Linked DNA regions of Homo sapiens: regions 1 and 2 are each linked to region 3. A link is an interaction called in ENCODE POLR2A ChIA-PET data of the cell type or tissue named here. Cell type or tissue: HepG2. All regions are shown on one strand.

Evidence for each region. Peaks named below come from ENCODE experiments on the same cell type or tissue, not always from the same donor. Only the 100,000 strongest peaks of a DNase experiment are listed, where the experiment ranks them.
Region 1: POLR2A ChIA-PET joins it to region 3 with 14 read pairs; 2 of 35 experiments call an interaction of 5 or more read pairs at or near these places.
Region 2: POLR2A ChIA-PET joins it to region 3 with 10 read pairs; 6 of 35 experiments call an interaction of 5 or more read pairs at or near these places.

What each region holds. Positions count from the first base shown.
Region 1 is chr1:56,327,209-56,335,208 of GRCh38, forward strand. LOC124904186 (a long non-coding RNA gene) reads right to left here and starts at 5,108. Exons shown (of 4, transcript XR_007066107.1): 1 at 1-5,108. RefSeq lists an enhancer at 5,205-5,264. In HepG2, no CTCF peak of the experiment used is centred here; DNase peaks (open chromatin) are centred at 3,393, 4,213 and 4,823; H3K4me3 peaks cover 537 bases.
Region 2 is chr1:56,562,293-56,570,292 of GRCh38, forward strand. All of the region lies in intron 1 of PLPP3 (phospholipid phosphatase 3), which reads right to left. Among named protein-coding and RNA genes, the nearest start is that of PLPP3, 13 kb to the right of the region's middle. In HepG2, no CTCF peak of the experiment used is centred here; DNase peaks (open chromatin) are centred at 1,459, 4,259 and 7,519; H3K4me3 peaks cover 712 bases.
Region 3 is chr1:56,410,423-56,418,422 of GRCh38, forward strand. LINC01767 (long intergenic non-protein coding RNA 1767) reads left to right here and starts at 4,541. Exons shown (of 4, transcript NR_147163.1): 1 at 4,541-4,728; 2 at 4,826-4,920; 3 at 5,111-5,187; 4 at 5,360-5,544. LOC124904185 (a long non-coding RNA gene) reads right to left here. Exons shown (of 2, transcript XR_007066106.1): 2 at 1-2,105. In HepG2, CTCF peaks have their summits at 1,223 (motif pointing left) and 6,298; DNase peaks (open chromatin) are centred at 3,469, 4,509 and 6,329.

The sequences.
Region 1 (8,000 bases), 83 kb before region 3:
AGAGCAAAATTTAAAAAGAATATTTACTGTTTGATTTTGTTTATGTAAAATGCTAGAAATACAAAATAATCTACAGTAACAGAAGGCAGATCCATGGTTGCCTGAAGATGGAGATGGGGATGGGGATGGGGATGAGGATGGAGATGGATTTGGGGACAGGGATGGGGGTGAAAATGAGGACAGGCTGGGGAAGGGGATGGGGATGGAGATGTGAATGGGAGTGGGGATGGGAATGGGAGTGGGGATGCAAATGGAGATGCAAATGGGGATGGGGTGGAAATGTAGATGGGGATGGGAATGGAGATGAAAACGGGGATGTGGATGGGGATGGGAATGAGGTTGGAGGAAGCAAGTAGAGAAGGACAGGAGAGGACCATCAAGGGGTACAGGGAAGCATATGGGAGTGATGGATATGCTCCCTATTTTAATTATTTTTGATAGTTTCATAGGTGTGTATATACACGTATCATATTGTATGCTTTCAATATGTGCAGTTTATTGTACATGAAGAAGAAGGAAGAGGAGGCAGCAGGGGATCAGGAAGAAGAAGCAATAGTAGCTATGATGCTAAGAGTCGCTCTTCTGCGTCATCCAGAGGCAAGCAAATAGTGTCTTCTGCCTTCTTTATGGCTCTCAGCTCCAGGCTAAAATTAGAATAATAGATAAAGCAACTATAGAACAAGGCAGTTGTCCAGAATATTGATTTGGCAAACACTTTTCCAGTGCTTTCTGCTTGCCAGGCTCTCTACTAAGTGCTTTGCATTACTTATCTCACTTAATTCTCTTATCAGTCCTCTGTGGTAAGTACTATTACTATCCTCGTTTTACAGATGAGGAAATAGACCAAAAGTGTTAAGTGCCATGTCCAGGGTTATATGGCAAAGCCAAATTAAATAAAGTTATATAAAAGCAACTCATAGGGCCCAGGACAGAGCAGGCACTTTATAAATATGAGTTGAGACCACTCTACTTGGTATATGTCGGTGAAGGTGACCTTGTCCAGTGATTGAGAATGCAAACTCTGAAGTGGAACAACTTTGGTTCAAACCCATTCACCAGCTATGGGAACTTTGGCTTAGAATTTCACTTCCTGTGCTGTTTCTTCATTTGTAAAACAGGGCCTGATTTAAAGGTTTAATGGAGTAATATGTATAAAAAATATGGAATGATAGTTGATAGGCAATAAATTCTCAAAATATGGCACTTATCACATTAGTTGAGTCTTGGTTTGTGCAGCATTTGTTGATTGATTGATGAGAGAAAACACATAGCAATGTTGTACCATCCTCAATAAAATCCACTTGAGAACTCACCAAAATGGTAGTCATATTCTCATTTACTATGCTATTCAGAGCAAAAAAGAGATCTATCTTCCAAACAAAACCCATCATTTGTGTCCTAACAAATTTACTTCTCATCATCAATTCCTCTCTGGCCCTTCCTGGCCATCTCAGGACTCCCTCAACACCCTGTGAGTGAGCCTTAACCTGAGGTCACTTTCTCTTCCTGGACAGACTCCCATAAGCCAGTGCCTCTCTGCCTTCCACTTCTCTTCTTGAACATCCTCATCCTTGGGGCTCTTAAGCTCTCGGGATAAATGGTTCAGAGCCATCTGTGGTATGCTGTCCTCTTTGGACAGAGCTTGTAGCCTAACATTCTACTTTGCTCACTACACACCAGCCACATTAATGAGATGACTGTATTATTTTTCCATCCAGTAGAGATGCTTTAGGGAGTGCAAAATAGCCCTATTAATAAGGACTCTGGGTTTAAATGGGACTATCCCCAGAAAACAGCCTATATCCTGTTCATATGACCACCTTCACAGACCTTCTCTCCATTCTTGGTTTGTGCAAAACTCCTTTGCAACTTCATGCATGCTGCTTTACTTAAGCAAGACATCCTTCCTCTCCCCTTTAATTCCACCACCTATGACTCATCCCATTTCACTTTCAATGACACTTTCAGGCACAGGCCCTCACATCACCCTATATTCCTTTCTTATAGTACTTTTCATAAAACTGTTTCATAACTTATATAATGGCAAAGAACCCTAGCTTGGTGGCTCTTAGTACCAACCCTGTAACCTTTGACAAGTCACTTAATTATTTTCAGGCGCAGTGGCTCATGCTTATAATCCCAATGTTTTGGGGTACTGTGGTGGGAAGACTACTTGAGGCCAGGAGTTCAAGACCAGACTGAACAACATAGCAAGACCCCCACCTCTCCAATAAATAAATAAATAAATAAATAAATAAATAAATAAAAAGTTACTTAATTCTCTGGGCCTCAGATTACACATGTGTTAAATGGTGATGATAATAGTGCCTATTTTGTGGGGTAATTTTGAAGGGTAAATGGAAAAAAATTTCCATAAATCACTTAACACAGTCCTTTGGTAAGAAGAAAGCTCCTAACAAAGGTTTTTCTTGGGTTTGGTTGTTGTTATCACCATTGCATTTTCCAGTTTGCAGGGCCCTTTCACATTTGGTGTGTTCTTCCTGGTAAAGGACTAGGTTTGTCCTGTTAGAGAGTTGTCAAATGGACTCTGAGAAGTCAAGTGGCTTTACTCAGGTCACAGCTGGCAGGACCAGGGCCTGAATCCTAAATACTGATGCCACAGTGGGTTTCATTGCTGCTATTTTGACGTCCGTTCTAGCACTCAGTTCTACTGTTTCATAGAGTAGGGAGATGTTGCTGTGAAGGCTTCACTTTACTTCAACATGCCTATATGAAAGTTGGCTAAGTGCTCAGAAAAGAAGTAGCTTTTGAACAGAATGCATTTATAGCTAAAGGCTTCCACACTGGGAGTCAGTGTCAGAGAGATTAAATACCTAGTCTTGGGAATGACATCTGGCTTTAAATCAGCACTCCGCCACTAATCATCATGTGGCCCTGGGCAAGTCCCTTGATCTGTACAAGGCTCAGTTTCCTTGTATATAAAGTGGAGATTGCAATGGCACCTCTGTCTTCTAAAGCAGATTGCATAATACAGGCATGTAGCAATACTAAATAAATGTTAACTAGTATTCTGATCTAATTTTTAAGCTCCAGTTTGTGCCTACTGCTCTTGAAGTAAAGACCAAACTCCTTAATATGATCTACAAAGCTTGGATCTATCTAAGTGAACCTGTTTAGCCTAACATCCCACTTTGCTCACTACACACCAGCCACATTAATGAGATGACTATTATTTCTCCATCCAGTAGAGATGCTTTAGGGAATGCAAAAAAGCTCTATAATGAATACACTGGGTTTACAAAGGGACTATCCACAGAAAACAGGACCATATGGTCATGTTACACATTGACTTTCTCTCCGTTCTTGGTTTGTGCAAAACTCCATTGCAACTGCATGCATGCTGCTTTACTTAAGCAAAATGCCCTTCCTCTCCCCTTTAATTCCACCACCTATGACTCATCCCTCTAGTTTCATTTTCAATGACACTTTCAGCCATAGGCCCTCACAGCACCCTATATTCCTTTCTTATAATACTTTTTCATAACTTTTGTTTGAACAACTACTTCTCCATCAAGATTGATTTATATCTATCTCTCCCACTAGACTGTAAGCTTCATGAGCATAGACTATGACTGTCTTATTCATCATTATATCAAGTTTCTAGCAGTCACTGAATGAATGAATGAATGAATAAAATTATTATTATATATGACCTGCACAATAACTCTGTAAGATAAAGAAGTATTATCATCTCCATTTTATAGATGTAAAAATGAAAACAGAGAAGTTAAGCAACTTGCCCAAAGTGACACAGTGAGTGAAGTATTGAATACAAGGGACTCTGACCTAGAGTAAGACTCCCAGCTCAATACATTTTCTGCTACTCCATATTGTCTCTTAATATCCTATCTCCATGTCTTTTGGATCTGAAAAACTCAGCCTCTATTACCGACAGCTAATGAATACAAGAGAGATTTCTCTGAACACAGACAAGCCCTCTATCCCTTCTCTTTTAGTGGGGGCTGTTGGAAAGGAAGCTTACTTCAAGTAGATATAAGAAATAAACATTTTTGCCAGCTTGAATGCAGCCTAATCCAGTGGTTATTTAGATTAAAACCCCAGGGCAGTGTCCAGGCTGACCTCATCTCTATGTGGCAGAAGAGTGCCACCAGGTTCAGCCACACTCAGGAGCCTCAGCCCAGGAGAAGTACATAAGGAAATAGTTCAGAATCCCAGTGCTCCAGGGGAGCCTTGATGACTGAAACTTGAGAGGCCTCCTGAACTTGGAAGAGAGGTCAGGCCACCAAATGCTCCATTGTCCATTGAATGTTACATCCCATGCAATTCCAGATAACTCAATACTACAGTATTCTCTTACAACTGAGAGCATTATATTTTTCAAATGCTTCCATAAACAGCTTTGTTTTCCTTTTAACCTATCAACAACTAAAAAAAAATGTGGGAACAAGTAATGCAGTAAAAAATGGTTACGTGCATGGGATTTGGAGTCAGACAGGTTGAATCCCATTTCTGCTGCCTTCTAGCTATGGAACTTGAATAAGCCACTGAGCCCCTGTGAGCCTCCGTTTTCTCATGTGTAAAATAAAGATACTGTATTACATACAGAGACATCATAGAGTCAGTCAGGTGATGTATGTAAAATGCTTTTCTCAGAAGTTCAATATTAATAGTACTTAAGTCAGAATTTCTGGACTCTACTTTGTTGAGTGGGATTTCTTTACAGTGAGGCCCACCAGCAAATATCCACCTCCTAGTTCATCTCCATAGTTAAATAGCAGGCTGAGTAAATATTTGTGACATGAATCAATAAGCCAGTGAACCTTTGTCCCGTTATGGCACCAAGAAACCTTTCCCTCTCTCCTGGTTTGGGGCCTAAATGCTTCTGGAATAATGAGCTGTCATGGATTGATGAATCACAAAGCAGTGGACTTACAATGCCTTCCAAGCAATCAGGTTTAAAGAAAAATCCTTTAGGGCACATTGATGCGGGGTGAAAGAAAGCGAGGCTGGGTCCTGATGAATCCCACACGCAGCCTGACAGAGTGAATGGCAACCTCTTCAAATCGGTTCTTGGCGGAGGCACTCGGGGAGTTCTTACTTACCAGCCTCTCCAGACCTGTCTGTCTGTCCACCGCAGACTCTACCTCTGACTGGGGAGGCCTGAGTCAGGCGACCAGGGGATCCTGCTGATTGGAGTCAGCTCAATGACTCGTCAGCTGGAAAGAGGGGGATATTGAATTCATCAGTCATGTTGACAGGGGGCGTGGGGTGGAGAGTGCAGGGGAAAACCCAGTGTTGGGCAAAGCTGTGAAGAACACTGAGTTAGACTTGGGCACGATAACCCCTTGAACCAAATTAATGACCCACAGGCTCCCATTGTTTTGTTTCAAATTGTACTGAATGATGGATAATAAATGTTAGCCCTTGGGTCTCACTCAAATATCTAAGAAAACAGTAGGCAATTTCTTAAATTTTTTTTTCCGAGTGTTTTCATGTATCTTTAAATGTTATACAACATTTATATTTCAGTAATTGGACACGCTGATACTACCTGGGATGGTAGCAGCCAATTGGGATTTTTTTTTCTTTTCTTTTCTTTTTTTTTTTTTTTTTTTTGAGACAGAGTCTCACTGTCACCCAGGCTGGAGCACAGTGGTGCGATCTCGGCTCACTGCAACCTCCACCCCTCAGGTTCAAAGATTCTCATGCCTCAGCCTCCTGAGTAGCTGGGATTACAGGCATGCACCATCACACCCAGCTAATTTTTGTATTTTAAGTAGAGACGGGGTTTTGTCATGTTGGCCAGGCTGGTCTTGAACTCCTGACCTCAAGTGATTTATCTGCTTTGGACTCCCAAAGTGGTGGGATTACAGGCATGAGCCACGGCACTTGGTCAACAAATTGGGATTTATTAAACACCTATTTTGTACCATGTGAATATATATATATCTGTTATTTTACTCATTTCTCTGAGAGGGGTGCCTACATAATTCCCAAATTATAGATAAGAAAACAGGGAAAGACAGGTGACTAATTTGCAGAGTCACTTTACAAGACAGTGACAGAGGCTGAACACAGTGGCTCACACCTGTAATCCCAGCATTTTGGGAGGCCCAGGCAGGAGGATTGGTTGAGACCAGAAATTTGAGACCAGCCTGAGAAACACCAAGGCCCCATCTCTACAAAAAATAACAATTAAAAAATGAGCCAGGTGTGGTGGCAGATGTCTGTAATCCCAGCTACTTGGGAGGCTGATGCAGGAAGATCACTTGAGTCCAGGAGTTGAAGGATGCAGTGAGCTATGAATGCGCCATTGCACTCCAGCTTCGGTGACAGAGAAGGACCCTGTCTCTGAAAAAAAAAAAAAAAAAAAAAAAAAACAGTGACAGAACCAGAATTTTAACTCAAAGCTATGCAACTCTAAAGTGTATCAGTCCATGCCCTGCCCCTTTTGCCTCTGCTCCAAGAATCAGTAGCAGGGGTTGGTTTGGCCCATTGCTCACCAGTTGATAGCATGTACATGTGTTTCACTGGTTAAGTTTTGAAGTGAATTGTTTCTCCCAACAGCCTTGTTAAGTGACCAAGCTAAATTTGAGGTCAAGTGTCTTTGGAGTCAAGAGAAGCTCTAGTCCAGCTGGTCTCTGTAAGAGTCCCTCCTAGAACTTCCTCCCCGACTGGTCTACTCCAGGAGCCACCAAGATGCACCTTTTTCCAGATATTCAGAGCCAGAACAGTCCTTGAAATTCTTCTTTTTCAGATTGCTGGGGCTGTCCTAATTAGCACAATGGTAATTGTTGGGAGGGGAGTTTGACAGTTGGCCCAGGGACCTGGGCCAAGGCCCCCTCTGGCTATGATGTTCTGAGATTATGTGAATTGAAGGGTTCCCTCTGGTTCAGAATCCATATTCCACACTCTGCTCTCTCAGCCTGGCTTCCATGTCCAGAGATTATATGCTAGCTTTAGTACTTTTAGGCTAATGATACTGAATCACAGGTTTGGAAGGGACTTTAGGACTGTCAGGTCCAATCTACAATTCAATAGTTGGATCTCATCTGCAATATCCCTGCCAATTGGTTTCCCCTCTGCTTACCCTTCTCCAGCAATGAGGAGCTCATTACCTCATTCCTTCTTTGGATAATGTGGCTGTTAGAAAGTTCTTTCTTTGCTTTAAGTTGTTTCAGGCAGAAGGGACAACATGAGCAAAGACGTGGAGGAGAAAACAGCTTGCGTCACTCAATGAGGATTTGGAATCAGAAGACTAGGGTCAAGACCCACATCTCCTACTTCTTAGCTGGTGACCTTGGATAGGAATTTAACCCTCGTGAACTTAAGTATTTCTTTTCTTAGCTATGAAATAGGGTTAATACCTGCCCTATCTACCCCCAGGACTTGCTGTGAGGATCAAATGAGAAAATGAATAGCTACTTTCAGAGAAAAAGGGTGTGTACATTTGTAACAGGATAGTTATTATCATTGACAGTTTTTTTGTTTGTTTGTTTGTTTGTTTTTGAGACAGAGTCTCACTCTTTCATCCAGGCTGGAATGCAGCAATGTGATCTCAGCTCATTGCAACCTCTGCCTCCTAGGTTCAAGTGATTCTCATGCCTCAGCCTCCTGAGTAGCTAGGATTACAGGCATGAGCCACCATGCCTGGCTAATTTTTGTATTTTAGAGATGGGTTTTACCATGTTGGCTAGGCTGGTCTCAAACTCCTGACCTCAGGTGATCTGCCCACCTCAGCTTCCCAAAGTGCTGGGATTACAGGCATGAGCCACAGCACCCGACCATCACTGATAATCTTTTATCCAACTTTTTCCACTTTGAATAAGAAAGGAACCAAAGCAGTTGTCTTTGATTTGTTTTGCTACTATTTGCAAGGCAAGAGGTTTGACACTTGCCATAAAATGCAGAAGTAGCACTTGCCCAAATTTTGTCCTTTAGTGGACTCAATATATTTTCAGACAGCATCATGAAATGGTATCTCACTCATGCCCAAATCTCCTTCCCAATTCAGGCAC
Region 2 (8,000 bases), 150 kb after region 3:
GTCCTGTTCTGAAGAGACAGGCCTATGTGATCGGGATTGTAGTAGTAACAAATGACCCTGTAGACTCACTGCATAAAGAATACACGGGGGAGGAGAGACTATCAACCTAGAAATAAAATCTGTAAAGACATTTTTTCAGATCTGGGTAAATGATAGCATGTGCCTAAAATGCAGTCGAAAAAGGAAGAATGGAGAAAAGAGAGCAAATTCAGACACAACAAAAAAAATATTCATTGTACAAACAAGAGCTTGCAGTTGCAAAATATTTTTCTATACCTGTGGGATACTATACCATTTGGTCTCAAAAGCTCTGTGAGGTAGGCAGGGAACAAATCATCATCCCCATTTTATCATTCACAAAATAGAAAACATTTGCCCAAGGTCACTCAGCTAATACAGCAAAGCTGAGACTGGAGGCAAGAACAGCATCAAGCTATCTCTTAGACTCAATATTTTTAAAATTTCATTTAATTATCAGCTCAGGACACCTGGCCATGTTTTTTCCATCTGTGTGTCCATCTTCTCATCTTGTCACCTTCTTCCTTAGGGCAGGTTCCACCTCTTATATTTCTTAGACTTTCCCTCAGCACTTTGTATTTATCTCCACAAATACTGGGAGAGATAGGCAGTGGACTCACAGGCATGTGCTTATCTGTCATTTTCTGGTAATACAGAAAATGATCAACAGCCCAGGATATACTTTCCCATTGGTCTTGTGGGTGTTTCCTATTCATCCTTGGTCCACAGTGGAGGAAGAGCCCTTGCTATGATTCCTATGGTTTGAGGGGCCTCTTGCCAGCTGCTTTCCTGCTCTGCATTCTAAGTGTGTAGGATCTGTACAAAATGGACCTACTCTAAGTCCTATTTAACTTTTCCATGGGTCTGTGTTTGTCAAAGCTTCATGCCAACTCTGTCAGAAAAAGAAATGCCACAAAACTTCTTTTAGGAAAGGGAGAAAAGACCTACTTTATACACTTGCTTTCATGCTAATCACACCACCATTCAAATCCCAACTGAATAGGGGCCCTACAATAGCCTGGGAAATACACGGAGCGTTTTCCAAAGTGCAGGCTCCTTCACTCAAAATGTTTCATTTCCCTGGCTTTTTAACACCTTTGGAGAAGACTGATAAGAAGAATTAACAATACAATCTGATATTGCTGTCTCTCTGCAGAAAAGATATTCCATTTCTGTAGAAAATTGGCCAAGTATTCTCCTACCATGGCTCCTGACCTTTTCTTCTAAGGCTCTACAGAACTGGAACTGAGATTCTCTCTGATATATTTTCAGTAAAAGTGGATAGATGGCCCAAGTGACCAGCTCAAAGCAGATTCTAGCAGAGCATTTTCCCTGAAATGTTAGTAAATGACCTCTGCTACTGATTAGCTGAATTATTAACAGTGTGTCACCAACCCATCAATGAGGATTGCTATAGACATTGCTGACCAAGTTCTGAGAAAAACAGAATGAACTTCAACCTCCACCTTCATAGTGTTGTTGTGAAATCCAAGTGAGTTAATAACGTATGAAAAGCCCCTAGCTCACTGCCTGCCACATATTAAGTATTCAGTAAAGTTCATGCCTCTCTCTTCCAGTGTAAAGGTTTGGAGTTCACGTCTATCCTCTACGGATTTACAAAGAAACAGGAAATACTGAAATGGACAAAAGACTTTAAACTTCAAGTCAAATCTGAACACTTTACAAGGTGTGATAATTTCATTTTTAAATTTTCTGACTTGCTTGCTTTCTTCATATGCTCATTATTGAAACTAATAGTGAAAATTCAAATTGCAATCTTAATTCTTGGAGGAAAGAGCATAGGTGTTGGTTGGGTCATAGCCTACAAGCTCCACCATTTTCTAGTCCCAAGATCCTGAGCAAGCCCCTCAATCTCTCTGCACAACGACTGTCTCATCTATAAAACCAGTTAGAGGAATACCTCCCCTTCAGGCTTGTATGATTTGATGAGATTCGTGGATGTGTCTGACTATACTGTCAATGCTCAAAAAGGTTAGTTTCCCAGCTTTGTTCCAACTGACATGTGAACAATGATATTTTGCATGTGGTGGTACTGATGTTTTGTTTGCTTTGAGGGGCTAGGTAACTGGAGATCTACAATGAGAAAAATTAATTGAGGCAAGAAAGAATATATAAATTCAAACTCTCAGATGCAAACGTTATCATTTGGTAGAATTGTTCAGTAAAAGGGATTATTAATTAATAATAAATCCTTGGATTTCACAGCTAGGGCAAGCACAGCTGCAACAACAAATTTATGGCAAAATCATAAGTAAAGGTCCCTCAACTCCATTAATAGCCTTAGGAAAATTAAACCTAAAATCAAGACAGCTTATTATTCCCCTCGAATTGAAAGCCCTGTATTTTGAATGCTTTGACTCAAGAAGTATATTTTAATTTCCCAGCCAGTCCCTAGGAATTCTGCTTTCATATAACATCTATAGAGCTGACCTTTCAAAGCAATCAGTCACAAAGGTGAGTGCAGCCCAAAATCCCTCCTGCGGTGTCACTGGAGCTGCTACTCTCCAGACAGATTTAAATGACAAACCCAATAAACAAAAGATTCTCCAGTAAGTTGGTAACAACTTTGGAAATATTTTTAAAATCTCAGCTTGCTGGAAGTTCCTCTCTCTGATCATATGTGTGTGCACTTGCTTCCAAGGAAGACACTGTGCTTCTAATGAAAACATCCATTAAGGCTAAGATGACAGCAAGACAAATGTAACAATGAGAAATAATGGATTAAGCCATTCTTCTCTATAAACCTACTGAGGCCAAATTGACCCAAACAGCTACTTTGGGAGAGTGTCTAATGAAATCTGCTGTGTGGCTGAGACGCATTCTGCCACTTCCTGTCAGTGGTTGCTAACTTTACAACAATGTGGGTCATTTGTGGGGAAGAGGCTACTGGTAGAAGTTCCATGTACTGCATTTAATGAAGGAGCTGCATCCGCAGCCACTAACCAGAGAAGCTCAAAATCTTTCAATGTGACTTAAAGGTTACACCAAACCACAAGGACAGTAGCTCGAGCCTAAGGTACAAAAAGGGTCACAAACAGAGTGACCCATTACCACTGCCTGATGTGAATGATAAAAGGCCTAAAGTCCCTTCTTTTTTTTTTTTAAATGATACAGAGTCTCCCTCTGTTGCCCAGACTGGAGTGCAGTGGCACAGTCTCGGCTCACTGCAACCTCTGCCTCCCAGGCTCAAGCGATTCTCCTGCCTCAGCCTCCCGAGTAGCTGGGATTACAGGCACCCGCAACCGCACCCGGCTAATTTTTGTATTTTTATTAGAGACAGGGTTTCACCATGTTGGCCAGGTTGGTCTCGAACTCCTGACCTCAGGTGATCTGCCCGCCTCAGCCTCCCAAAGTGCTGGGATTACAGGTGTGAGCCACTGCGCCTGGCCTAAAGCCCCTCCTTTCTTTAGAAAGCCTTCTATAGGATCCAGGACCCAGTGGTCTTCCTTACCTCAAAATTTAGAGCTGATGGTCCATTCTAGGGTGTCCAGCCTTTTCAGCAACAAAAATCCCTCATAGTTAATTCTTGCCCCTCTATGACACATCTAGAAGACATCTGTACTTACCAAGTAAACTATATTTCACATCGTTTATTTTTGCTAATCCAAGCACAAAAAGTGTCTCATCTCATCATTAGCAGAAATAAACAAGACCAGAGTGAACTGACAGCAGTCATTCACATCACAAACACAGCATGCTGATACTTTGACTAGTCTAGGCAGAGGCTGATGCTGTGAGTTAGGCTTGACAAGTTAATCACTGGTGAAAGTTCAGTATGCCTAGATATTTCTGAAGTACTGAAAATAGCAGAGGATGCCCCATGATTGACCTAACAGACCTTCACAGGTCCAGAGAACCACTAGTCCAACTCATTTTGGACGACGCTTCAGGGGTTGCCAATGCGAAAGCCAGCATGGAGTAGTGGAGAAAAGCATGGGATTCAGAAACACGTGGAGAATATAGGCAGTAGGGCCTAGTAGTTAAGAATGACCTCACCAGGCAGACGTCTGACCCCACCTCTCAAACTCACTCACTGCACCACCTTTGGTAAGTTATTTTTAACCTCTCTTACCTCCGTTCTGTAAAATGGAGACAATAGTAACAAGTACTTTATAGGCTCATTGGGAGGATTAAATAAGAGAATGTATACACGCTGCTTAACCTGGTGAGAGGTACCTAGCTAGCACTCAATAAATGTCAGCAATCGTCATTATTTAGTCAAGCTTGAGTCCAAATTCCAGCCCCGATACATATCAGCTGTAAGAACTTGGGCAAATCATTTACCCTCTCTGAGCTGCAAAACCAGGTTTGAAACATTTCCCTTATTCTGTTATTAAAAAGGTTAAGTGAGATATCATGTGAAGCACCTAACAATAAATGGGGATCCCTTTTCCTCACCCTTTTGTAATATTTGAGGTTTAATTTTCACATACTTACAACTTGATTTTTTAGTGCATTTATAGATCAACTCATTATTCAGGATTTGTATTTGTGTCTTATATTCTTTAATATTTCTTGGCATCCAGCACATGAGTCTAAAAGATACATGGTAATTTTAGTTCCTAAGATGACAACTACACATACACAGCCATATATCCAGAGGTGGGGAAAAGGGTGAAAAATCAGCCTCATCAGGAACTGAAAATAGATGGGTTTCTATTTCATGCCTTTAAAATATTGTAAAGCAGATCCCAGGGATATATAGGTTTTACTATTTGCATGTTTAACTGTTTTCAAAGTACTCTGAAGATCCATTCTTTGTTCTGCTGAGACAAGAGTCTGTACGTCACAGTCACAGCCTGCTTTGTGGAAGTGCTACTCAGTGGGTGAGCGGGTCTAGCTGACCACCCAGCATCGATTTCCCAGTCAGCTTATTGTTCTCTGCTCACTCATCTTAAACCCAGTGGCACCACTAAACTGATTCAAAACGTGTTTCTTTGTGAAAAATCCCTCTAAAAACAAAGTGACGCTTTAGTGGTTTTATGAATATGTTAATTCCAAATCTTCAGGAAAATTCTGGCATTGTTTCCCTTACATGTCTGCATTAATCTTAAGGTATTTCTTTTTTTTTTTTTTTTTTTTTTGAGATGGAGTCTCGCTCTGTCACCCAGGCTGGAGTGCAGTGGCGCGATCTCGGCTCACTGCAAGCTCTGCCTCCCGGGTTCATGCCATTCTCCTGCCTCAGCCTCCCACGTAGCTGGGACTACAGGTACCCGCCACCACACCTGGCTAATTTTTTGTATTTTTAGTAGAGACGGGGTTTCACTGTGTTAGCCAGGATGGTCTCAATCTCCTGACCTCGTGATCCACCCGCCTCGGCCTCCCAAAGTGCTGGGATTACAGGCGTGAGCCACAGCACCCAGCCCAATCTTAAGGTATTTCTAAAATGATGCAGCCTCAACGGAAAACAGTTTGGCAGTTCCTCAAAAAGGTAAACATGGAGTTACTATATGATCCAGGAATTCCACTCCTAGGTATACAGACCCAAGAGAACTGAAAGCATTTATATGGATATTCATAGCAGCACTATTCATAATGGCCAAAAAGTGGAAATCACCCAAATGTTCATCAAGTGGTGAAGGTAAAAATGAAATGTGTTATGTCTACATAATGGAATATTATTTGACAATAAAAAGAAATGAAGGATACATGCTGCAATATGAATGAACCTTAAAAACCGTACGCCAAGTGGAAGAAGCCAGTCACGAAAGACCACATATTATATGATTATACTTACATGAAATATTCAGAACAGGCAAATCTATGGAGAAAGAAATTGGATTCGTGGTTGCCATGAGATGTGGGAAGGTGGAGGAAAAATGGGGAGTGACTGGTAGTGGGTATCGTTTCTTTTTGCAGTGATGAAATGTTCTAAAATTGGTTGTGGTGATAGTTTACCTAACCGTGAAGATACTAAAAACCAAAAAAAAAGAAAAGATACTAAAAACCAATGAATCGTGTGCTTTAAAGAAATGAATTGCATAGTATGTGAATATCTCAATAAAGCTCTTTGAATAAAATACCATTGCAACCCAGGAAAAACCCTTTCTCTAAGCCAAGAGGATTTATAGCCCACTTATTTTAAGGGGCATTTGAGAAACTTAAAAAGTCCAGAACAAAAGAATATAACTCACAGCCTCGTCTTCATAATAAGGCTATGCACATAAAAAAGCATTTACTAATAGATTTCATAAATCTCCTATAAATCCTGCATTTAAAGTGTTTCTGGAAGGAGTGGCCTCACCATAGTTCAGAGGCTCCCAACCTGGAGTTCAGGAAGTACCTGTCATATCTTTCTTTTTCTTTTCTTTTTGAGACGAGTCTCGCTCTGTCGCCCAGGCTGGAGTGCAGTGGCGTGATCTCGGCTTACTGCAACCTCCGCCTCCCGGGTTCAAGCAATTCTCTGCCTCAGCCTCCCGAGTGGCTGGGACTACAGGTGCCCACCACCATGCCTGGCTAATTTTTTTGTATTTTTAGTAGAGATGGGGTTTCACCATCTTGGCCAGGCTGGTCTTGAACTCCTGACCTTGTGATCCACCCCACTCGGCCTCCCCAAGTGCTGGGATTACAGGCGTGAGCCACCGCGCCCGGCCCTGTCATGTCTTTCTTATCCAGCCCTCTCTGCTCCCACCACAGTACCCTCGGTTCAGCTTGCACTTGCCACCCCACTGGTCTTTAGCTCCTCTGCCTCCCATTTGCCTACCCTCAAATCCAGTCATCTCTCCCAAACCCAAATAAGATTAAATTAATTCCCTCCTCCAATCTTTTCATGAATATGTTCATTCCAAAGGTCTTTTATAAAACTATTGTATTTTTCTTACATACTGTAACTAGCCTTTAGTTTTTTGTTTTTGTTTTTTTGAGATGTAGTCTCACACTGTCACCCGGGCTGGAGTGCAATGGCTCTCTCAGCTCACTGCAACCTCTGCCTCCCAGGTTCAAGTGATTCTCCTGCCTCAGCCTCCTGATTAGCTGGGATTACAGGCGCCTGCCACCACACCTGGCTAATTTTTTGTATTTTTGTTAGAGACGGGGTTTCACTATGTTGGCCAGGCTGGTCTCAAACTCCTGACCTCGTGATCTGCCTGCCTCATCCTCCCAAAGTGCTGGGATTACAGGTGTGAGCCACTGCACCCAGCCGCCTTTAGATATTTCTAAAATGGTGCAGCCACTATGAAAAACAGTTTGGCAGTTCCTCAAAAAGGTAAATGTGGAGTTACCATAGGACCCAGCAATTTCACTCCTAGGTAGTAGGTTTCTCTATGAAATCTTCCAAGATAAAAATAAAAAGAAAAACAAAAAGAAAACTTCATTTGCTCTCCTCGTTCACCAAAATAAAACTCAAATTCCTTAGCTGCCTGCCATACCCAGTCCCCTTTCATAATCTAGCTCTAACCTATCTCTCCAGCCTCATCTCCAATGTCCTCCTTTCTTCCCCCGCACAGTGCAAACACACAATATTGACATTCCAGCCTCCAGCTACTCACTCTTCCCAAATAGGTCCCTGCTTCCAAGTCTCAGCACCTGTGCTTCACTCTGCTGCAATACCTTCTCCCCCTTCCTGGCTTGTGAGCTATTATTTATCTTGCAAGACCCAGCTCCACACCCTCAGGCAAGCTTCATCACTCTTCACTGTGCTGCTAGAGTAGGCCCTCCCTTAAGGCTCCAAAGTCATCACTTATATAGTGTTTGTCATTAGGCAAAAGCCTGTTCCACTTTCACCAGCCTGGGAATTCCTTAAGGCCATGGAAACCCTGGGGCCTGGCATATAGTAGGTGCTCAAGAATCATCTGCAGAAGACAAGGCTTATACCTGAAAGACAGGTACAAACATAGGCTTAATAGGCTCTCTAGAAATTATACTGATTGATACCACAAACTAATTTGGGGGCCAGATATAAAGAAACCATCAATGAGAATGGTTTCCTTCGTGTCAATGTAATAGTGTATTATGTGTTTTAG
Region 3 (8,000 bases):
AACCAGCTCACAGTGAAGGATACAAGTTTTCCAAAATCCCAGTTTTTCATTTGAACTCTCAAATTTTATAATTGGCCGTACATACTGTCATTTGTTTTCCTTGAAGTAACAGCTCTGACTTCATCATTTAAATATATATATGTGTGGGTGGATGTGTGTGCGTGTGTCTGTGGGTGTGTGTAGGTGTGTGTGTGGGTGTGTGTCTGCCAACTACCCATGGCTGAATAACTGCAGTGTGTCTGTCAATCGTTCTTTCCAGGAAAATGGTTTTCCATGGAGAAAATGGCTACTTCAGCTCCCAACTCACTCACTCACTCTGGTGCTTTTCCTTGAGACCACCACTGTGCTTTTGTAGGCAACAGAAAAGCTTTACCCATACTCTTATCTCATCACACCAATCATTAAAAAGACAGGCCAGACACTCGAAGGCTGAAGTTTAATAAATTTGATCATTTTTATTGCTTCGTCAAGGACATTAAGTGAAACTGACTTTTTTCTTCCTACCGTGCACATGTGGTGGTGAATAATACAATGATAACTACTGCAGTTTGCTACCACTACCTTGATCCAAACTAAAGCACCAGCTGTTTACCACTGTTGCTTTTACACCATCAGTTTAAACATCAACCAATGAAAAGGGAAAATTACATCTTAGTAGCATTATAAAAATAGTTCTGATCTCATGAACCTCTAAAAGTACCTCAGGTTCCTCCAGGGTCCTCAGGCCACGCTGAGAACCATGGCTCTATACTATATAATCCAGGATAAACCTGGGGCTATGTCAGCTTCCTCACTGATCAAAGTTCAGATTAAAGCCCAACCCTGAGCCCAGAGGCCTTGGGATCTGGACAATCTTTCTTTGGCCAGCCCTTGTCCCTCATCTCTCAGAGCTAGGCCGAGTCTCTTGAACTCCAAGCTCTAGCTTAGATTCTCACTGAAGACCATCTTTCCCTCAAGTCAGACCAACCATAGGCTAGACAAAACCTCAGTTCACCTCACCCTTAAGACACTCATTAGACTTCTAGCCACTCAGGGAAAGAAAAGAGAGGAGAACTCCCATCTGGAGCCCTTACTGCGTGCCAGGCATGACATTCTTTAATTCAACTCTCATCACCTCCACTCTGCTAGCAAAGAAACTGAGGCTCAGGGAAGCAGGGTGCCCACGCAGATCTGTCTGACATGAAAGCTAAGCCGTGGTGCCGCCTTCTGGTCAATTCCCACAGTCTCATTCCTGGCCCTGCCTGGACTTCCTCCCCTTCGTGTCTGCTGGCTGGTAAGGTTCCAGCATGCCTCACAACCAAAATTTCCTGAAATGAGAAAATTCCCAGCACCAGCGGTTTTAATCATCCAGTGTCTGAATTCCTAATAGTCACAAATCACTCAGATGTTGGAAACTATGAGACACACCACTCTCCGGAACAGATCATTGATAAAGTCTGAGCTGGGTTCACTTCTGCCATTGTTGGAGACCAGGCGGCGCAGGCTCTCCTTTGGGGAGTATTTCCACCGAAGCTGATGGTTCGTCATCTCTGTCTGTGTTCCGCACACGGGAGTTGACATCCTCTGGCCCCTGCCTCTTCCTCAGCACCAGGGGCTCCCTGGAAGAGCCAGGGCCCATTCAAAAAAGTCACAAAACAACTCCCCAGGATGTGACCAGGATAAGAATCACATCCTAAGATTCAGCTTCAGGAAAGTTTATCCCAAAATAAACCCAACACTGAAGTAAATAAAGCATTAGGAATATTTTGGGAGAGCAATTTCACAGAACTACAAAAAAGGAAAAAAGATGCTATTGTCAACAGCCTTTGTTCAGACATTCTGTATTTCTGGCACATCTTGTTAAGTGGCGGTTTTGTATCTGACATTTATGCAAGGGGGAAATGACCCATGTTTATGAAAATTATACCATTTCTTCTAAGGGTAAGAGTGTCCTTTAAGCACTGGTTTGAGATAGGCAGAGAGTTTGATGAGGATTCAAGGTTGTGATGATTAAAGCCAGGGTAGGAGGAACATGTAATTTGTGCAAAAGAACCCGGAGAACAACAGCAAAGGGAGAACTCTGTTGAATATATACAAAGGGGACGCTGCTTTGCAGTCTTGTTTCCCTAGGAGGAAGAGGGAACACAAACAGAAAGTTTTTATGATTTCACAGAACAAGAGAAGGCTCAACACTTGGCATAACAAAAGGTAAAATGTTTGGGATAATGGACACCAACTAAGCCTTATCTCCACTTGCACATTCAACCAAAACAAACAGATTCTATTAGTATCACCTTCACTAACGTGATTGCATTCATCCATTCATCCAATATTTAACAAATACTGTGTATTATACCCCGCTAAGCATTGGGAATGCCACAGTGATGAAAACACAGTCTGTGCCCTCGAGAAGCTCCTAGGACAGCAAGAAAAACAGATCTGTGAAGAGGCGATGATAAGAAGGTAATGAGTGCTCTAAATTTTGGTGGGAGGCCGGATGTGGTGGCTCACACCTGTAATCCCAGCACTTTGGAAGGCCAAGGAGGGCAGATCACCTGAGGTCACGAGTTTGAGATCAGACTGGCTAACACAGCCAAACCCCATCTCTACTAAATATATATATATATATATATATATATATATGTATTAGCTGGGTGTGGTGGCATGCACCTGTAGTTCCAGTTACTCAGGAGGCTGAGGCACGAGAATTGCTTGAACCTGGGAGGCAGAGGCTGCAGTGAGCTGAAACTGCACCATGCACTCCAGCCTGGGCAACAGAGGGAGACTCTGTCTCTAAATTAATTAATTAATTTAATTAATAAAATAAAATAAATGTTGATGAGGAAGTAGGAATCCAGGGAGACTTCCTAGTGATAATGACACCTGACCTCAAAATCCCAGAGAGGATGGTGGCTGGGGTTTTCACAGAAGGAGATGGATGCTGATGGTCATTCCAAAGATATCAATCAACAACTTTCTTCAGTCTTTTATCTTCAGTGCATTTATCACTCCATTTAAATTTTCCAGAATTGGTAAAACTTCTATGGGTCTTAATTTAAATATGATAAGCAATAACTTGTTACATTTGACTTAGGAAAACTGCATGATCCAGTGGTGACAAACCACAGGTCTGGGGATAGGCAGACCTGGGGTTGAGTTCTGCCACTACCACTTGCCAGCTGTGGGCACATCACTCACCCTGTCAGGTCCATGCCCACCTCACAGGGATGTTACTAGAAATAACATGAGGCAATTGAAGCATCTGGCACCTAATAACATTCTGTTCTTCCCCTAGGATCCTGTGACCACATCACAAACATCCCCCAGTTCCACGGGTGACTGTTTATCGTAACCCCACAGCCTTCCTTCAACCCAGCTGCTACCATCTCTCACCTGTACTATGTGATAGCCTCTGGACTTTTGTCCCCACTTCCTGCCTCATTCCGCTTTGGTCTGTTTTTCACAAAGCAGCCAAAAATGCTTGAAAATGCGTGGTGCTCATGCCTTTCCTCTGCTTCACACCCTCCCACGATTCTCCCTTGACCTCTGATAAAGTCGAAACTTTAGAACAGCTTTCATGGCCTTAATTGTTCAGCCCCTGCTCCCCTTTCAGCCTGGTCTGCCTCCCGCTACCCCATTCCACTCCATGCTCATGTTTGTCCACAGACTTCTGCCTGGAACACCATCCCTGCTGCACACCTCTTCTGCATGCTAATGCCTCTCCCTTCTCAGTGCTTCCTGGAGGAAGCCCTATGCTTTGATGCTTCTTCCAGGAAGCAACCCATGATTTCTGACCACCACAACCACGCCAAGCAACACTGGATTCAGTGCTCCCTCTCTGTCCTTCCTACCTTCTGTTTTTTCCCCATTTATCACAGTCTGTTACAATCTACTTCTCCGTATCCATCACTAGATAGTCATTTCTTAGGAATAGCTTTTGAAGCTTTTATCCCATATCTGACCTATTTTGAATGAATGAATAATCTCACAATGAATGAATGGCAGGGATGAGATTAAAACTCAGGTCAATCTGATCCCCAAACGTATGGGTTCCCATCATCCCAGTTGAAACCTAACTAAAAACTGAAGTAGTGCCATCCCCCCTCCACTGCCCCATACCCCCAATGGGTCTGCTCCCACCAGCCCCCCACCCTGCCCCCCACCACACACACACACACACACACACACACATCCCTAGCTTAGGGTCCCTCTATTTGGCATGGACTCATTTTCTGCCAGGAATGCATATCTTCCTTGCAGGCTGAGGCACTATATGGACTGTACTAAAAACACTCAACCCACTGATTCTGGTGAAATTATTTTGGAGTGACAGGGATAGGCAGGGGCTTTCCTGGGCTCAGGACTCTAGCTGGGGAGTGGCAAAAGCCACAGTGCAACTCAACTCAGGAGAAAATAAATGCCTGGAAATTTGAGCCAGCTGTTTTTTTCTTACTCACCAAAGTGCATTGAGTCAACCCTTAATCTTTTGTCAATATTTGCGGACTGAAAACACGACAAACCACCCCCTGTGCCGCTCAGAGTGTAGACACTGACTGATGGGACCAGGTACAAAATCCCCTGGGACAAAACAGAACTTTCATAACTGGCTGTAGAGTTATTGTTTTTGCCTTTTGGAAGCTTCCACCTTGTGACGGGAAGAGCACTGTCAGCCCAACACAGAAACTCTGCCGCCTGGAGTCACGTGGATCCAGATGCGAAGGGACTCCAACGTCATGCTAAGGAGTTTGGGTAATAACAATGATAAAATGCACTTATTGAGGTAGTGTTTAATGTGTTTAATGTATCTTCTTTACACGTGTTTAATGTATCTTCTTTAATCCTGAAGGCTAAGAATTTGTACAGCCATATTACAGATTTGGAAAATGATGTGAAGAGAAGCTAAGGGATTTGCCACTGCCACTCAGCTGCCAAGGATCAGAGGCAGGATTCTAGTCTGTCCCCTTTGTTCCATCACCCCTGCCTCCCCCTGGGCCCAGCCACCATCACCTCTCCTGGGGGGAGCTCCTAATTGTTCTCCCTTCTTCCTCTTGTGCGCTCCTCCAAACTATCTCCAGCCAAAGTGATCTTTAACAATGTAAATCCAGTTATATCACTCTTTCCATTGTAACAGACATTACTTCTACTTCTCAACGTCCATCCTCCAACCATTGTCCAGTGATTCAGGCAGAATTCCCTCCTGCTCAGGAGGTGAGTCGACCCAGTAGTGCCACTGGCTCTGCAACAGGAATTGGTTAGCAGGGCTTTGCATCTCCTTGGCCACAGACGTTGGGCAGGTGTGGAAAAAGGCCATCAGCTAGATGCTCAAGATTGAATTCTGAGATTGTGGGGGTGATGCTCTTGCTCTCATCCCTGTCTGCAGGTAGCCATCCTGTGACCCTGGAAGAAACCAGCCCAAGGAAGGTGCTAACCTACAGAAGAAGGACATGGCCAGGGTAATCACATAGACCCGGAGTTGAAGCCCTGACTGCACCACACCCGAAGCCTCCCCACCTTTCAACCTCTCGGTGATGGTGAACCAATAAACTCTTTTTATTGTTCAAGCCAGTGTGAGTTAGGTTCGCTATAATTTGCTGCAGAAAGTCTCCTGAGTGATTCAGATGCCTGTTGGTGCTCCTGGAATTGCATCCAGATGCCCTACCTTAGTATTAAAGTCTCACTCAACTCTAAGATCAATGAGTGGGGAGGGTGAGGGCTAGATTTTCATTGACCCTGGTGTTGCCAGCCCCTGCTGGACATCAATCTGGCACAAAGCAGACAATGTTAATTTTTTTTTCCTTGAAGGAGTAAACCCAGGTCTCTCTCCAGTGTCTTATCAGCCTCCCAAAGGCGGGGAATCCCACTGGGGTCCCTGATCACCTTCCAGAGCCACCTCTCTGCAATCAGCTGCATTTTGCTAGAATCGGCCTTGCTGTCCACCTTCCCCATCAGCGTCCTCATGGAGACCACCATGAGGGAGGGGCCAGCGGGTCTGAACTTGAGGCTATGTCTAGCAGTGTGTCTGAGCTCCAGGTACCCAGGAGGGGGCCATGGCCGAGTGATGCCCAGGGCACAGGATGGTGCAAGCAAGATGTAAACAAGATGCAAACAAGATGGTGCAAGGAGATGCAAACAAGATGTTTGCAAGGAGATGTTTGCAACAAGATGTTTGCAAAGAGATGTTTGCAACAAGATGTTTGCAAGGAGATGCAAACGAGATGGTGCAAGGAGAGCCTCCAAAACAGCCTGGAATTCACACAAGTAAATGGGAGGGGCCTCAGAGCCACTGTGATTTGGGCAGCAATAAGTATGACCAGCAGGGTGACCAGTGGACCATGAGAAACATCCACATGTGGGTCCAAAGAACATTGCATTCCTTTGTTTATCTAACCCACATCCTCCTTCGTGTCTTAGGGCCTTTGCACTGCCCTTTCCTTGGACTGATTACCCAGTTACTCTACCTCATGACCAACCTCTGTCTTAATTCTCTGCAGAGTGCTTATCAATGGCTGATTGCATTTGTTTGCTTTTGTTTCTCTGTCCATGACAGCAAGGACCTTGATTGTCTTATTTATCACTACTTCTCTCATATCAAAAATCCCTCCATAGTCCTGGCTCAGCAGCTCTTGCCTATAATCCCAGCACTTTGGGAGGCTGGGAAAGGAGGATTGCTTGAGGCTAGGAGTTTGAGACCAGCAACATAGCAAGACCCCATTAAAATAAAATAAAATAAAAATTAGCCAGGTGAGGTGATGTGTGTCTGTAGTCCCAGCTACTGAGTGGGGCTGGGGTGGGAAAACCACTAGAGCCTGGGAGGTTGAGGCTGCAGTAAGCCCTGATCACAACGCTGCATTCCAGCCTGGGTGACAAAGCGAGACCCTATCCCCCCCACCAACAAAAAACAAACAAAAATAAAAACTCCCCCTATAAACACACATTAAATAAATGAACAGCCCTGCCCCCTCCCACTCAGAGGCCCACCCCCTTCAATTGCGAACTTGGTCCCATCAGTCAGGTACCATTCAGATGTGATCTCCACACAGGGGCCTCCACCTCCCTCATCCCGAGTAATCCCTCCTCCCCCAACTCACTTATTTCCTTCATGCCCTTTATGGCAATATAAAATTATCTCATGTATTTGTGTTTACTTGTTCGTTATCTGCTTTCTCCTGTGAATGTAAACTATATCTTTCCTTGTCCCAGGGGAGATCACTTCCAGACTTTAAGTAGGTGCTCAATAACCTTTTGTGGCCGGAATAAACAGCAAGGGAGAAAATGAATCTCCAGGGCTCTGGAAACAGTGGGCATAAGAAGATAAAGAAAGAATCCTAGTTGATTTCAGAGTAATTCTGTGAGGTAAACAGGGTGGTTTTTTCTACCATGGCTGTTGAGAGATGAGGAAGGCAAAGTTTACAATGTTGTGACCTCATCAAAATAGCTTGTCTGGTGAAGTGCACATTTGAACTTGAGTCTGATTCCTTTTCCAGTTCCTTTTCTTCTGAATCATGCAGCTTTCCTGTTCAAACTCATCTGCATAGATACTAAAAGTATCAGCAATCTCCTCTCTGCAAATCGCTCCAAATTCTCGCAAGGTGGAGCCCGGCTGTTTGAGAAGCCATCACTGAATCTCCTGATGTGTTGACCCTCACAGTGCTGCAGTTATATCGCTTTCATGAGGCACCAGCAACCAATAGCAGCTTGGCATTGTAAAAGTTTCTCCGTGCCTTCATGCTACAGCCAGGCCTCTGGTTTCTCTCTTTCTCTCAATTATTACCTTAACCATGCCCTGGAGACCTAAGGAGCCGGTTTATTTTGACTGGGAGATTGTTAAACTGCAGGAGGCAAACCAGAGACAGTGCCAGGCTGTGATTTCCATTGCTCCACATGGCCAGGGGGTGCTGAGAATAGCCAAGGCCGCTTCCTGCTGGAGGAGGAAATGGCAGTTTCCTCAACTCCAGGAAACCTTACTTCCTCTCTGGTGCCTAGCTCCGTGTTAACCAATTAGACAGCTTCTTCCCACCCCA